Regions from separate parts of the Homo sapiens genome. Here all the other regions are linked to region 3. Evidence: chromatin loops called from intact Hi-C (ENCODE). Cell type or tissue: IMR-90. All regions are shown on one strand.

Region 1 (5,000 bases), 320 kb before region 3:
TTTATGTTTTTCCTTGCAGTTCTTTACCTCTCTGACACTTCACTACTTTATAAGCTTCTTGAGGACAGGTTATCTTATGTCATCAAATATAAGTTATCATTGGTTTAAAGATTATTTTATATAGCAGTCATTATTTTATATAGCAGTAAGAAAGCAAAACAAACAAACAAACAAAAAACTACCAGTTATAACTGTGGGACATCCTAGATATAAGATGATCCCAATTTCACAGAAAAAAATGTGGGAGAAAAAACCATGAATCTCAGAATCAAAATTCTGCATGTCTTAACTGACTTTGTATCTTCAATAACCACCAAATGTCTGGGCATATAGAAAATCCATATTAAAATATTGCAGAATGGTTGAATAAATTAATGAATGGATTCAATCTGATTGGTGCCTTTCATCAATATGCTTTTAATGTATTAAAATAAAACAGTGGAATCAGAAAAATAAATTTTTTTAGATTTTAAAAACCAACACCAGCTGGGTGTGGTAGCTCATGCCTGTAATCTCAACACTCTGGGAGGCCGAGGTGGGAGTACTGCTTGAGCTCAGCGGTTCAAAACAGCCTAGTCAACAAAGGGAGACTCCGTCTCTACAAAATAGAAAATTAGCAAGGTATAATGGTGTGCACCTGTAGTCTCAGCTACTGGGGAGGCTGAGGCAGGACGATCGCTTGAGCCCAGGAGTTCAAGGTTGCAGTGAGCCATGATCACAACACTGCACTCTAGCCTGGGTGACAGAGCAAGACCTTGTCTCAAATGTAAAAACAAGAAACTAAAACCTATGGATATAATTTACAAATGTAATGGTTCTGGATTTAATTGGGTAATCTAAAACACCAGGAAGAGAAAAAAAATTTTGTTTCCTAAATATAACTGTTGTGGCTTCATATTTTTAAAAAACCCTACAATGTCAACTGTCTGGATGAACAGATGTTATTCTATTACAGTAGATAAAAATGAAACATAGTGTTTTATAGTATCCATTCTTATCTACACTAATAAGTAAATGGATTGTAAATGATCCAAAAGAAATACTTGTTGTTAATCCTAGATTAAATTTATAAGGGGAAGATATCCTAAATCAAAAGATAAAAAGAAAAATATTTTAAGTTTAGTCCAAGTGAGATGTTACAAGTTGCCTTGTCATTGCTTTGAGATAACAGTAAAGTCTAGAAATCATTGAGAGGTGTAAGTGGTAGAAAGGAATGGAAAAACTAAAATCCTGCAACAATAAAATTTAGAAATCTAGTTTTCTTTCCTTTATATTCTTCTGTGTCCTCTAGAAAGGAACATTATAAAAATAGCTACTCCTTACCAAGCTAGATGCTTTACATACATTATTTCCAATCTTCAATAACCTGTGGAGTAGATATTAATACCATCATTTTATACATGACTACATGGAAGCTGTGAAATATTAAATGACTTATCTAAGGTTGCATAGCCAGTAAGTGGCAGAACCACCTCTAAAATTTCAACTCTAAAGTTTCTGGTCCAAAGAAGAAAGCTCAGACAAAACGGAGAAATCAGAAACAAGAGAACCAATAAAATGAAAATAGCATTATGTCAATTTGCACAAAGAAGCAGTAAGGTTGCCTTGAGAAAAAATATTAAGAATTCTAGTGACTGATAAATTCTAGAATTCCATTTTATAATGTCTAACAGTAGTGAAATAATTAACCCAAATAACTTCTAAACTGTATATAAACAATAATTAAAGACTACCTTCACTAATCTGATACATATATTCTTCACAGACTTACCACTACAGAAGACTGATTAAAAGCTTCCCTATGATTCTACAATTTCAAATGATCTCTTTTCATCTTTCTTATTAAGGTAGCTAGTTATTGCAGTAGGGGTTAAGGGCAAAGGCCCTGGAGAAAGACAAGACTGGATAAAATCCCAACCTGTTAGCTATATAACTGTGGGCAAGTTACTTAACCTCTCTAAACCTCACTTTCTTTACCTGTAAAATAGGGTTATATCTGACTCACACCAGAGTTATTATAATGAGCAAATGAGATAATGTGTATAAAGCATTCTATTATACATAGTACCTGGTACATAGTAAGGGTCCAATAAATTTGTTACAGTGATATATATTTGGAGACTTCTGTTTTATTGGGATATTTTATATTAAATATAACTTCACTCTTTGTTACTAATGCTACTACTGGACATTACGGTTAAAGTCTCAACATTTCTTTATTAACTGTGGGGTTGTAACACAATGTGCAAAGAAAAGAAAGGTATTACAATTCCATTCAAAGAGCATACCTTTTCAGTGTCAGGACAATATACCAACAGAATTTCTAACAAAACCGAGGTTTTACAAGACAAAGAGAAGAACTTTAGCTCTTTGAAATTCACTAATTCTTTTGCATGAAATGTGAAAGCACATTAAAATGTAAGGGAAAGTATAACATTGTAACATGTTATTGCTACATAATGATCAGCAAAAGTCAATTTCATCATTCACCACTGAGGGGAGCTATAACCTAGGAGAGGTTTATATATAGAATGCCAAGGTTATTTTAAAACTTTCCCATACCTTACAATATTCATTTCATCAACTCTCTTATTAAAATATATTTTAAATAAATTTGACAAGCATACCCCAATTCTCTTTTGGAGACTTTAGAAATAATAAGGTGGCTCATTATAACTATGTAATCATAAAGACGGGGGATCCTTATCCCTCTTCCTTTTTTCTCCATAGAGCATTTATGTAACCTACTATATATATTTAGCATACATTATGTATTTATTTTATCTAACATACTAAATCTTTCATACAGTAATTTTTATCCTCTCTCTCACACACACACATATGAGTGTAAACTACACAGCGATGAGATTTGTTAACTTGTTATCTGGTTTTTTTTGTTTTGTTTTGTTTGAGACAGGGTTTCACTTAGTCATCCAGGCTGGAGTGCAGTGTCACGATCACAGCTCACTGCAGCCTTGACCTTCTGGGCTCAAGCAATCCTCCCACCTCAGCCTCCTGAACAGTCAGGACCACAAGCATATGCCACCACGTCCAGTTAATTTTTTTTATTTTTTTGTAGACTGAGTCTCCTTTGTGTTGCCCAGGCTGGTCTTGAATCATATGTTTTATACACCACCATTTCCAATGCCTAGAACAGTATCTAGCACATAATACACGCTCAATGAATACTTAAGTGCTGAATGAATGAATACTGAATCATCTATTTAAAAGGTTAAAAATCTCTCATTAGATTATGTCAAGTAAAGCAAACTGCTAATACTTGAAAAATGCAACGTCTACTTATATCAAATTTTGGTTTAAAGAAAATGTCTAAGAACATTTCTTTCTTCCTTTCTTTTCTCTCTTTTTTTTTTTTTTCTTTTTGAGACAGAGTCTTGCTCTGTCGCTCAGGCTGGAGTGCAGTAGCACGATCTTGGCTCACTGCAACCTCTGCCTCCCAGGTTTAAGTGATTTTTCAGCCTCAGCCTCCTGAGTAGCTGGGATTACAGTCATGCACCACCATACCTGGCTAATTTTTGTATTTTTAGTAGAGACGCTGTTTCACCATGTTGGCCAGAATGGTCTCCAACTCCTGACCTCAAGTGATCCACCCGCCTTGGCCTCCCAAAGTGCTGGGATTACAGGTGTGAGAGACTATGCCCAGCCTAAGAATATTTAATCCCACAGATGGTAATACAGACAAATCTCATGAGATTGGCTTATGCAAGTTCAATAAAGTTGATCAGAAGAGCTCCTACTGTAACAGCATATGGATCCTTCACATGCTGTTTTACTGCCTCTAGGGTCTACTTTTCAAATTTTCTTCTGTATAGTTGATGGATGTTACTCACGTTATTCTTCTCTCTCTCTTTTTTTTTTTTTTTTTTTTTTTTTTTTTTTTTTTGAGATGGAGTCTTGCTGTATCACCTAGGTTGGAGTGCAGTGGCGCGATCTCGGCTCACTGCAACCTCCATCTCCCTGGTTCAAGCAATTCTCCTGCCTCAGTCTCCCGAGTAGCTGGGATTACAGGCGCACGCCACCAAGCCCAACTAATTGTTTTGTATTTTTAGTAAAGATGGGGTTTCACCATGTTGGCCAGACTGGGCTCGAACTCCCGACCTCAGGCAATCTGCCTGCCTTGGCCTCTCAAAGTGCTGGGATTACAGGTATTTTTCTCTTAAAAAGAATAATCCTTACAGGATTTATAACAGTTCACAGAGTTTAACTATACCATTCATTCACTCACTCCTTCAATAAATATTTATTGAGAAGCTACTACCCCAAAGGTAGTATGGTTTGAAAAAAAAATTGTGGTAGATACAGAGATGAATGAAATAAAACTTTTCCCTCGTTAAATCTACTTATGCAAGTAGGGGTCCTGTACACATCTCAGAAAACTGGCCTAGATTTTCCAGAGCAGGTAAAAAGAGTTAATACACCTAGACAGAGAAAAAAAAATTATTCTCAAATCTCACTATACAGGAGTTGATATTGGCAGAAAGAAATTAATGTCCTCCTGAAAACTGAAGAGGGAGATCTACCCCATTCTCGTCTATCTTCCAGGTGAGAATATAGCACTTCCTTTGTTTTGTTTGTCTCGTTTCGGTTTAATTACATAAACTCATCCTTTTGATATAGTTCATAATTTATGACAGTTGCCCTAATTTAGAGTATATAAATTAGTGTATTCTCTTGAGTTAATGTATTTCAAATGCTTTGGTCATAACATGTACATCTGTGCTCTTTCCCATGCATTAAGAATATAGCAATTTCACAATCCTTCTGAAATCTCATAACTTCATAATATGAAAGTAAATCTATAATGGACCTGATCTCACTACCAAACTTCTCAGCTCTTTAGTCCTAAACATGGCCCAGTTACTGCCAGGGAATAAACAAAAAATTCCTTTTGTCACTGAGATACATACCAAAGTCAGGCATAGAAAGGAAGAATATTACACAAAGCATGTGATAAGCCTGTTATAAAGACATTTTAGAAC
Region 2 (5,000 bases), 210 kb before region 3:
AATAGCAAGAAAAAGCATGCATGGGGCAGTGATTTCCAAATTTTGAATTTTATAGGCCAGTGCAAGAATTTTGGAAACTGACATCAGGTTGCTTAATACTTCCTTTTTGCCCAAAATCTTCCTAGTAACTCTTTAGACTTATATCATTTTGTTAACAAAAATAAATAAATTGTAAAAGCAAAAAGGTAGGAAGGACACAGTATCAGAAGTTTATATTCTGAAAATGAATACATTCAGTATCAGGAAAAACTCACCTTACTCTTCCACTTATCTGTTTTTTCATTCATTAGCCAAATATTTATTAAGTGATAGGCACCAGAAATTTTTCTAGGTGGTAAACATGACAGGGAAGGTCCCTGTATTCAGGGAGCTTGCTTTCTTTCTTTCTTTCTTTCTTTCTTTCTTTCTTTCTTTCTTTCTTTCTTTCTTTCTTTCTCTCTCTCTCTCTCTCTCTCTCTCTCTCTCTCTCTCTCTCTCTCTCTCTCTCTCTTTCTTTCTTTCTTTCTTTCTTTTGTATCAGAAAACAGGTCATGGAAACCTCATAACCAACCAGTGTCAACCCAGTCACTGGCCCATGCACAGGCATCTGGAAGCTATGGCATGACTACTTAGACACTGATAAGAAGGTCCAGTCCCTGCTTCTAAGCTCTGAAGGAGGAAGCAGGAAGCTGTCACAACATGCAGAGACTGTGAGTGTAGAGGCAGATGAGCAAAAGCAGCAACCCTGCCCAAGCATCTTCTCCCTCGGGCCAGTGAGCGTGTGCTGGGCTGAGGACAAGCCCTCAGGCCATTACTCTTTGTGAGTACAACCCCTATCTATATAAATAGAAAATTATCATTTTTCTAGAAGTTATCATTTTTCACCATGAAGGACAACAACATATAATTTAGTCCAAAGAATCCCAAAATACAGGGCACAAGTGATGTGAAACAGTTGTCAAAGTGTGGAGATAAGTCTTAAGAAAAGACAGAGGGGAATGAGATAGTCTCAGCCTGACTATATTGGGAGTTCCTCAGTTTGTTTCTCACCAGGATTCCAAAGAAAATAGCTGGATGTTGTGAAATATGAGCTTTCAAAAGTGCTATAGAAAACTTTTAGCACTGTTCAAAGCTGGGAGCACTCAGCCAATAAAAATAAGATACTTGCTCTTATTCTGAAATCCCAAATTAAACAAACTAAGGTCAGAGTAACAACTGTGTTTCACTCTAGCATGCCTCAGTGAGAAACTGGAGGAGACAGCCCTGGGACTGAAAAGCCCCCTGTACCACCTTGAACTGTTAGATTCAATAAGATGACATTGTATTTATATTGTGCTTTCTTTCTAAAAGTCACAATCAAGGGAATGTAGCACCTAACATAAACCATCAGAACTTGTCACAATACCTTCCATATGTAATATACTGAGAGTCTCACATGACAGTCTCCAGTATCCTAGCCTAAGATTTGTAAAATGGAACAAAAACACATTCTCTATTCCAGAGAAACTCTTCAGAGCTCAAATATGTGTTTAGGAGAGAGAGAGAGAGAGAGAGAGAGAGAAGAGAGAAAGAGAGAAAGAGAGACAGAGAGAGAGAGAGAGAGAGAGAGAAGAGAGAAGAGAGAGAGATGTAAAAACCCAATGACATTTTCCAGGGCCTCAGTTTCTAGAACTTTTTCTTGCAGCATTGCACTGCAGAGGAAGAAGGAGGCAAAGTTTGTGAGTGTCAGCTTCCTGAACACTTTGACAATAAGAGCAAAAAGAAAATGATCAAGAAACTATAAGCAGAAGGTTCCTCCTCATCACAGCATTTCAGGAATAAAAAGAAAAAGATTTACTAAAATTAGCCACAGTGTTAAACCCTAAAGCAGAAAGCTTTAAATAAGGCAAATGGTCTAAATGCAGAGCTTCAGGCAACTTTATCAACTTCATGTTATACATCATAGCTAGCAAATTAATTATTCCCAGATGTTGGGATGAAGAATGCTGCTGAATTGTTTTGCTTCTCCAACTTTTCAGTATAAACACACACTCACAGGGTTACATTCCCTTTTTTGGCTCCCAACATGCAAGTAATTATACACTGTGCAGGATAATGTTGGATGAGCTCTCAAATGAATACCAAGCAAGTTCTGGGTTCTGTCAGCCTTTTGGATACCATGTCCACAAGCATTTTTTTCTGACAGTCTTTAGTAACAACTTGTAAACAAACTGTTTCTAGTTAAAAAAAATATTCAACAGCAGTACAACCTCATTTATAAATTATTCCAAACTCCTTTAGAGCTGGAGAGGGATAAATTCACCTTAAATATAGTGCAGCTCCTTTTTGCATCAAGAACAGTTTTTCTACAATCCTTGTGAGCAGGGCTCATAATTCATAATAGTTTTTATATTTTTACATTCCTTATGTTTTGCCAACATGTAAACAAAGAGAAGAAAAAAGCAGGTTATGAATCAAGTGTGAATTGAGAATGTGTTTAGGATTAAACACAGATTCTATGACCATGGCCAGAATGAAGAGAGTAAAGGGTCATATTTTCTAATCCAGCTCCAAAGTTTCATAGGACAAATTTCTGCTGTCAGGTGAGTCATGGAGGGATTTTTTAGGGGGCTACCTGAGGCCTTCACACTTCTTGGAATAAACAAACCTGATGAATTTGTCCTGGGTCGTCATATAATGAGGCACAGGTGTGTGTGTAAAATATAGAAGTGGGGGAGATAAAGACAACACAGGGAAAAACTTAGAAATGGTTAAAGAAAAAAAACACATTTTTTGCAGAAGGGAGAAGTTCTGTAGTTCTGCCAACTGCAACACAAATGACAGGAAAAGTTCAAGGAAAGTTGATATCTAAAAAGAAATAAATAAAAGGAAATTCAATGAGAAACAATATTCAGGTCAGGTCAAAGCCTAGAGAAAAATGCGCATTCAGAAGTGGGCTGCCATCCTGCTTTTTCTGAAGTGAACAGCTGCTGGGTATTGAAACCAGCCCTCACGGTTGGGTCCCTGCCACCATGGCAACACTCTGGTTTCTGAGCTGGAGTGGCCAAGGCACAATGGGGTGGTTCCATGGCCCAGAAGCACTCTAGCTACAGATTAGGTAGGTTGTGTGTGTGTTTTTTCCTTTGTGTATATTTGGGGGACTTTGATTCCTGGGTTTGTGTTCGGCTATTGGAAACTTTTCTAACCTATCATAAGCCCTGACCTAAGCAGCAAATTTTCATGCAAATAGCAGCATGGAAAGGAAGAACTGAGGTGTTCAACAGGCAAATAATGTATTTCCAGTCTCTTTTAAATGATTTCTTACAAATCTCTAGCAGGTTCTGGGCATTTGTAACTGGTCCCTTGCATTGTACCTTTAGGATGTTTTTTAAAATAGTGCTTAGCTTGCTTTTTATATTTTTAGTTTATAATAACACATGATCCTAAAAGGAAAAGCTATCATAATCTTGTAAACTGAAAAAGTTAGCGAATAAAGACTTTGATATTAAAAATATAGCCTATAGCTTATATATTATATATGCAGAGCTCCAATAATTAGCACATTCAACTGTTGAATTCACCATCACGGTTTCATTAGTATTGCAAGCTAAAAATTTTATCTACTAGTTAAGTATAAAGAAAATTCCAAAATAATAACCTCATAATGTAGCATAGTAAGTGATAGCATAGACTTTAGAGCCAAACTGCTTGAGTTCCAATCCTGGCATTTATTAGCTGTGTAATTTTGGGCAAGTTACTTAAACTGTCTATGACTTTATTTCCCCTCTATAGAATGATGACAAGAGTAATACCTTCCTAGTGAAGATGACTGTGAGTATTAAGTGAATTTATATTTGTAAAGTGCTTAAAATAGTGTTTGGTTAGTATCATGTAAGTGCTTAAAAATAAATAAGTAAATACATAAATAATTTAAAATTATTTTTTAAATAATTTAAACCTTTTTTGATAGTGGGAAATGCCACCTTTGGAATTCAGGACAGCACAGTATATTTCTATATCTATATTCCCACTCAGAAAATGTTAAACTTCTTATTTACATCTAAGACTTGTAACTCACTTGGAGTCATGCAAGGCTCCTTGAATTGATAAAGCAGCTTGTTTGTGAATTTAGCCAATTTGTAAGTGAGCAAGGGGGAGGGCTTTGAGAAATATATACTAGATCTTCTGATTCATTTAGATCCTTCAAATGCTTAAGTGTTCATTACAAGCACAAGGCACAGTGCTTGCTAAACTGAGCAAGCACAAGATGCCACCCCATGCTGAGATACCCATCGCTGTACTCTCCTAGCAGTAGCCAAGCAGTCTCAGCCTCCGAGGGATGGAAAGCCCAGCACTTTTTCACCTCCGTAACAGGTTGGGTTGTATCATTTCTAGCATGGCTTGTTCAAGGGCTTTCCATTTCATCCTAGATTTCCACTGGTACTGAAGAGCCCACTCATGTGCTCAGATGCACAATTTTCATGGTATCCATTCATATTAGGCCATGCCATTTCTTACAAAGTGTGGAAATGCATTATCTTCTGTTGTGGGGCTGCCTGAAACTGGCTCTGCTACACAATCCTGTTCTTCTGTTTACACGTCACTAGTTGAGTATGTGAAGACATTTTGTGGTTAGGTGTCAATGGTTGCAAAATGCTTTCACAAATCTTGTTAGGATATTTGGGTGCATTCCAAACAAATATGCTATTCCACTACCCAGAGGATCTATAACTTTTTGGAATCCAGTCTAGCTGGAGCTAAGAGGTTAACATTTTAGCCATTGTTTTCAAATTGAGTCACATATGTTCAGTTCTAAGAACAAGGATTAGAAGTCATTCTGGGACCTCAAAGAAAATCAACATCTATCTCAGTTTGCAAAATGGCAAAATTCTATTTGTATGTAATGAGGGTGTTTCCCCCTTTACAATTATTCAAAATGGGGTCACGTAAGCAAGGAAAAGTGAGTACATCTAAGCATAGGGCTGAGTGCTGAAAGGACAAAGACTGAAATTAGTAGGTCACCTCAGAGTTTAACATATATC
Region 3 (5,000 bases):
ATGTCCATATGAAGTCGTACACAAATGTTCCTAGCAGCTTTATTCATAATAGATTGTGAATCTGCCTTAAAGACTGAGGCCAAGTTTACTTCAAAACCAGAATTTAGTTTCTCCTCAAACTGTCTGCAGAGTTCCATCTTGGCATCACGAGGGACTCTTTTGATTAGAGAGGACAAACACATCCAAGACAGCTTTGGACCAGCTGTCACGCTCACAGATGTCTGGGAACCCCAGAGCATTGCCTCGCCCTGAGTTGCTACAGACACGGGCACGCTGTCCAGGAGTAGCAAGAACCTCACCAGAAGGCCCAACTTATCCTGGGTTCTCTCCTTTAAACATTTTCTGGCCTTACCATCAAAATCCAAGCATTCACGGTCTGAATCGCCAGAGCCAGGTTGCAGAGTGCAATGAGTCCCATTCAGCAGCACCCCATGCGTTACCACAATGCTTCGAGATGGGTCACGCTCTGCCCATTTTGCAGATGGGGAAATCAGTCCCTACAGAGGTGAAGTGACTTTCCCAAAGCCTCATGGCTGGTGGATCTTGGGCTGACATTGAACCCACGTGGTCTGGCTCCTACAGTAACTGAGGGCGTGCACTTACACGTGGAATGAACTGCTGAGAATGATCTAGGAGCTGGAGCCAAGGGGAGCAGAAGGGTCTGGTCCTGTGAGGACATGCGCTGTAGATAGGTCTGTCAGCTGGGCCAGGCTGCATTTCCTGTCGTGCTCCATCAAGAGCAGGCTTGCCTCACGGACACACCTATGCCCATCAGCTGGACTTGACACCTTCCTGGGATCCGCCCAGACTAAGAGATGGGATTTTAAAAGGCTTGAGTTCTAACCTTGGCCCTTTACAAGAATTTGCTGAGTGATTCCTCACAACACCCTCTGCAGTAAGTGCTGTTAGCTTCCCCATCTGCAGTAAGTGTCATTAGCCTCCGCATTTAACAAGGGGAGGAAACAGGTAGAAAGGAGCGAAGTGTTCCCCCATCTTCTGCCACCCAGCTAGTAGCAAAGTCAGATCTAACACCCGGGTCTTTTTCTGACCCCAGATCTGGGCTCTAATCTCTGATTTCTCTGAGGCTAGAGACATAAGCCATGAGGAAAACGTTGGTGCAACAAATGAAGGTCTTAGCTCCCTTGCAGTGGAATAGCCGTTCCTGGGTTCAGCGGCAAAGCAGTGAGGGTAGCTGAGGCTGCTGGAGGCAACCGCTCAGGCCAGGCCACAGATAAAAGTGAGAGCGCACCCAGTTAAACTAAGGCCTTAATTACAGGCTTCGTTTAGAGCCTAGCAGCAAAAGCTTGCTGCAGCCCCACAGGTGCTGGACGCTGAGGAGTTCCCACCAGCCTGGCTCAGCCCTCTGCACCCAGGCAGCCCACCCCACCCCCACCTTCCGAAGGTAGAACCACGAGGACTTCCGAATCAGATGCACTTTGGAATGTGAGATGCTCGGTAAGAAGCTCATTCCAAATCTAGAAGTTCACTGGTATCGGGATGTCCTTCTCAGAGCTTTCGGTGCACAAAGAAACGGACATCTCTGCCCCTGAGGCCGCTATTCCTCACCATGCTACCAACCCAGGCTCAGCTCTCCCTCCGGGGCCTTCCCGCCGCACCCAGCCCTTCCTCCAGGTCCGCGACGGGGAGGAAACCCGGCCAGCCTCCCAGCCCGCAACCGTCCACTCCTGGCTGCCACACCCAAGGCAGTCTCTGCCTTCTCTAGAGCGAGAGCGCAGCGGGCCAGGGGAGAAGTGGAAAGACACAAAAGGCTGCGGGGCTGGGACGGCGAAGCAGCAGCCCGCACGGCAGGGGGCTTGGCAGCGGCGCCCGGGGTCGCCGATCCCCGGCTCTCGGCCAGCCCAGCCCAGCGACCCTTTCCGCGGGGGATGCTGGCCCCTGCTGGCCGCGCGAGAGATCGCAGGGTGGCTATCGCCTCGGGAGAGCAGAGAGGCCCGGGACCGGGAAGCGGTGCCCGCCCCGGGAAAGGGGCTGAGCTCTCAGGGCAGCAGCAGCACCCGGCCCCCGCGTGGAGGTGGTTAGCCTGGAGGGGAGCTGGGAGAAGGCAAGGACGGGAGGACCTGGGCGCGAGGCCCCAAGTTCTGGTCCTGTCCCCGCCGCCACCCTGGTAACAGTGCTAGCTGCCTCAGCACCTCCAGGCTCACACGTGCTATCAAACGCCTCATATCATAGTTTCTAGAAAGGAGATGAGTCAGAAGAAAGAGGTGAGAGGTCTCTAGCATGACTGGCTCTGGTCTCCCTCCAGGGCCTACCTCCAGAAGACTTCCTTCAGCCTGATGTCTTCCTCAAGACCAGCCAACCCCGAACCATGAGCTGATGGGGCCACGTGCATTTCACAGGTTACTGACTGGGTGGGCTGAATGATGGCCCCCAAAGACAGCCAGGTCCTAACCCCTGGAACCTGTGAATATTACCCTACATGGCAAAACGGACTTTGCTGGTGTGACTGAAAGCCCTTGAGTGGGGAGATTATCCCGGATTATTCAGATGGATCTTAAATGTAATCACAAGGGTCCTTCTAAAAGAGAGGCAGAGGAAGATTTTACTACAGAAGACAAACAAAGCCATATGACAAAGGAAGCAGACAGAGAGAGAGATTTGGAAATGCTATGCTGCTGGCTTTGAAGATGGGTAAGAGGCCAAGAGCCAAAGAATGCAAACACTGCAGCTCTGGATGCTAGAAAGGGCAAGGAAATGTAGAGCCCCTGCAGGCTCTGCTTACCCCTTAATTTTGGCCCAGTGAAACTGATTTCAGATTTCTGATCTGCAGAACTGAAAGAGAATAAATGTGTGTTGCTTTCAGCCACCAAGTTTGTGGCAATTTGTTACAGCAGCCACAGGACGCTAATACATGACCCTTTACTCTCTGACTCTTGTACTCAGCACTTGGGATCAAACAGTGAACCCGATAAACCTCTACACCTCCCAGGGAAATTGACCATCTCTCTGTCTCTGGATTTTAAAAAGGAACAGCCACGTAGACATTTTATCAAAGATATATGAATGGTCAATAAACACATGAAAAGAAAATGCACAAAATCATTAGCATTAGGGCAATGAAAATTAAAACCACAATGAGATACCACTTCATACTCACTAGGATGGCTATAATAAAAGACAATAACAAATGTCAAAAGTGTGGAAGAACTATAATTTTCATATATTGCTGATGAGATTGTAACATGGTACAACTGACTTGGAAAATAGTTTGGTAGTTTGTTTGGTTTTTTGAGACGGAGTCTTGCTCTGTCGGCCAGGCTGGCGTGCAGTGGTGCAATTTCGGCTCACTGCAACCTCTGCCTTTCAGGTTCAAGCAATTCTCCTGCCTCAGCCTCCCGAGTAGCTGGGATTACAGGCACCCACCACCACACCCAGCTAATTTTTGTATTTTTAGTAAAGACGGGTTTTCACAATGTTGGCCAGGCTGGTCTTGAACTCCTGACCTCTGGTGATCCACCCGCCTTGGCCTCCCAAAGTGCTGGGATTACAGGCGTGAGCCACTGTGCCCGGCCAGTTTTTAGAAGTAATTTACCCAAAATAAGCACATACTCCAAATATATGTGCATATAAGAACAGAAGCTATGAATGTTCATAGCTGCATTATTCATAGCTGCCCAAACCTAGAAATAAATGTTCACCATCAGTGAATGAAAATGTGGTATTTGCAGTGGAATATTACTCAGCAATATAAAGGAACAGATTACTGTTATGCTACAATATGGAGGAGTCTCAAGAACATTACACTAAGCAAAAGAAGCAAGACACAGAAGACCACATATTGTATTATTTATATGAAATGTCAAGAGGCAAATCCATAGAGACAGAAAGATTAGTGGTTGCCTGGGACAGGGACAGGGTGGGAATGGGAATGGGAATGCTACAAGTAGGAGTATCTTTGGAGTGATAGCATTTTAAGGTTGGATTGTGATGGTGGCACAACTCAAAATGAATTTTATGATATGCAAATTGGACCTTCAATAAAGCTGGGTCTCGGCTGGGCACAGTGGCTCACGCCTGTAATCCCAGCACTTTGGAAGGCCAAGGCGGGCAAATCACTAGGTCAGGAGATCGAGACCATCCTGGGCTAACACAGTGAAACCCTGTCTCCATTAAAAATACAAAAAAGTTATCCAGGCGTGGTGGCAGGTGCCTGTAGTCCCAGCTACTCAGGAGGCTGAGGCAGGAGAATGGCGTGAACCCAGGAGGCGGAGCTTGCAGTGAGCTGAGATCGTGCCACTGCACTCCAGCCTGGGCGACAGAGTGAGACTCCATCTCAAAATAAATAAATAAATACATACATAAATAAATAAAGCTGGGTTTTTTGTTTTATTAAAGGCAAATCTAGGATATAGGATAATAAAACCTCAAACCTCACAGGAGTATTTGCATTTTAAGAGCGGGACCTTAAAGATTTCAAAACCTACAGTATGATGGAAAGCCTGGTGACAGACCACACCTGGGGACTATGGCCCAGCACTTCTCTGGATCATCCCAGTGGGCAGCCCTACCATCCTGTACCGCAGCTATATTGTGCCACCTTTTACATTCTGGGGAGCAGTGGGAACAGAGCTGCACACTGTTTGCCTCATACCTTTACCAGGGCTCAACATGGAAGCCAGTACATGCTTCATGCAGCCACGATTCACACAAAAGCACCCCATGCCTGATGCCTCTGCTTTCCACGAGGGAGGCATGGAATCTGCTCCTCCCACCCCCAGAGCTGGGTCTGTGGAGACACTGCATTCCCCTCCTCTCAGTAGGGTCCTGCACCTCATCCCATCCAGCTCTCCCCAGCTCCACTCTGCCGACTAGGCTGCTCTCCAGGGAGGTTAAGATGTGGGAGCTGGGCCAGGAGGCTGCTGCAGCAAGATCAGAGCTGCCAATCCCATTTAGCTCTGCATCTCTCAAAACGCTAAGGCCAGCTTACAGGCACCCCTCATCCTGAAGCTTTCCTTTAAGTAAAAGAGTTCCTTCTAGAAAAC

What was found. Hi-C counts contacts between places; a loop is a spot of excess contacts. Peaks named below come from ENCODE experiments on the same cell type or tissue, not always from the same donor. Only the 100,000 strongest peaks of a DNase experiment are listed, where the experiment ranks them.
Region 1: a loop joins it to region 3, with 13 times the contacts of the local background. A loop is called at or near these places in 107 of 110 quality-filtered maps.
Region 2: it touches region 3 in a loop (5-fold over the local background); 2 of 110 quality-filtered maps call a loop at or near these places.

What each region holds. Positions count from the first base shown.
Region 1 is chr2:62,772,755-62,777,754 of GRCh38, reverse strand. The region is part of intron 5 of EHBP1 (EH domain binding protein 1); the gene reads right to left. Among named protein-coding and RNA genes, the nearest start is that of EHBP1, 70 kb to the right of the region's middle. In IMR-90, a CTCF peak has its summit at 2,501; a DNase peak (open chromatin) is centred at 2,924.
Region 2 is chr2:62,660,684-62,665,683 of GRCh38, reverse strand. No RefSeq gene overlaps it. Among named protein-coding and RNA genes, the nearest start is that of EHBP1, 43 kb to the left of the region's middle. RefSeq lists an enhancer at 3,052-3,101. In IMR-90, no CTCF peak of the experiment used is centred here; DNase peaks (open chromatin) are centred at 1,063, 2,013 and 4,603; H3K27ac peaks cover 2,230 bases.
Region 3 is chr2:62,454,015-62,459,014 of GRCh38, reverse strand. The region is part of intron 4 of LOC105374764 (a long non-coding RNA gene); the gene reads right to left. It also overlaps a transcript of TMEM17 not described here. Among named protein-coding and RNA genes, the nearest start is that of TMEM17, 50 kb to the left of the region's middle. RefSeq lists a silencer at 1,627-2,186. In IMR-90, a CTCF peak has its summit at 1,894 (motif pointing left); a DNase peak (open chromatin) is centred at 2,204; H3K4me3 peaks cover 496 bases; H3K27ac peaks cover 635 bases.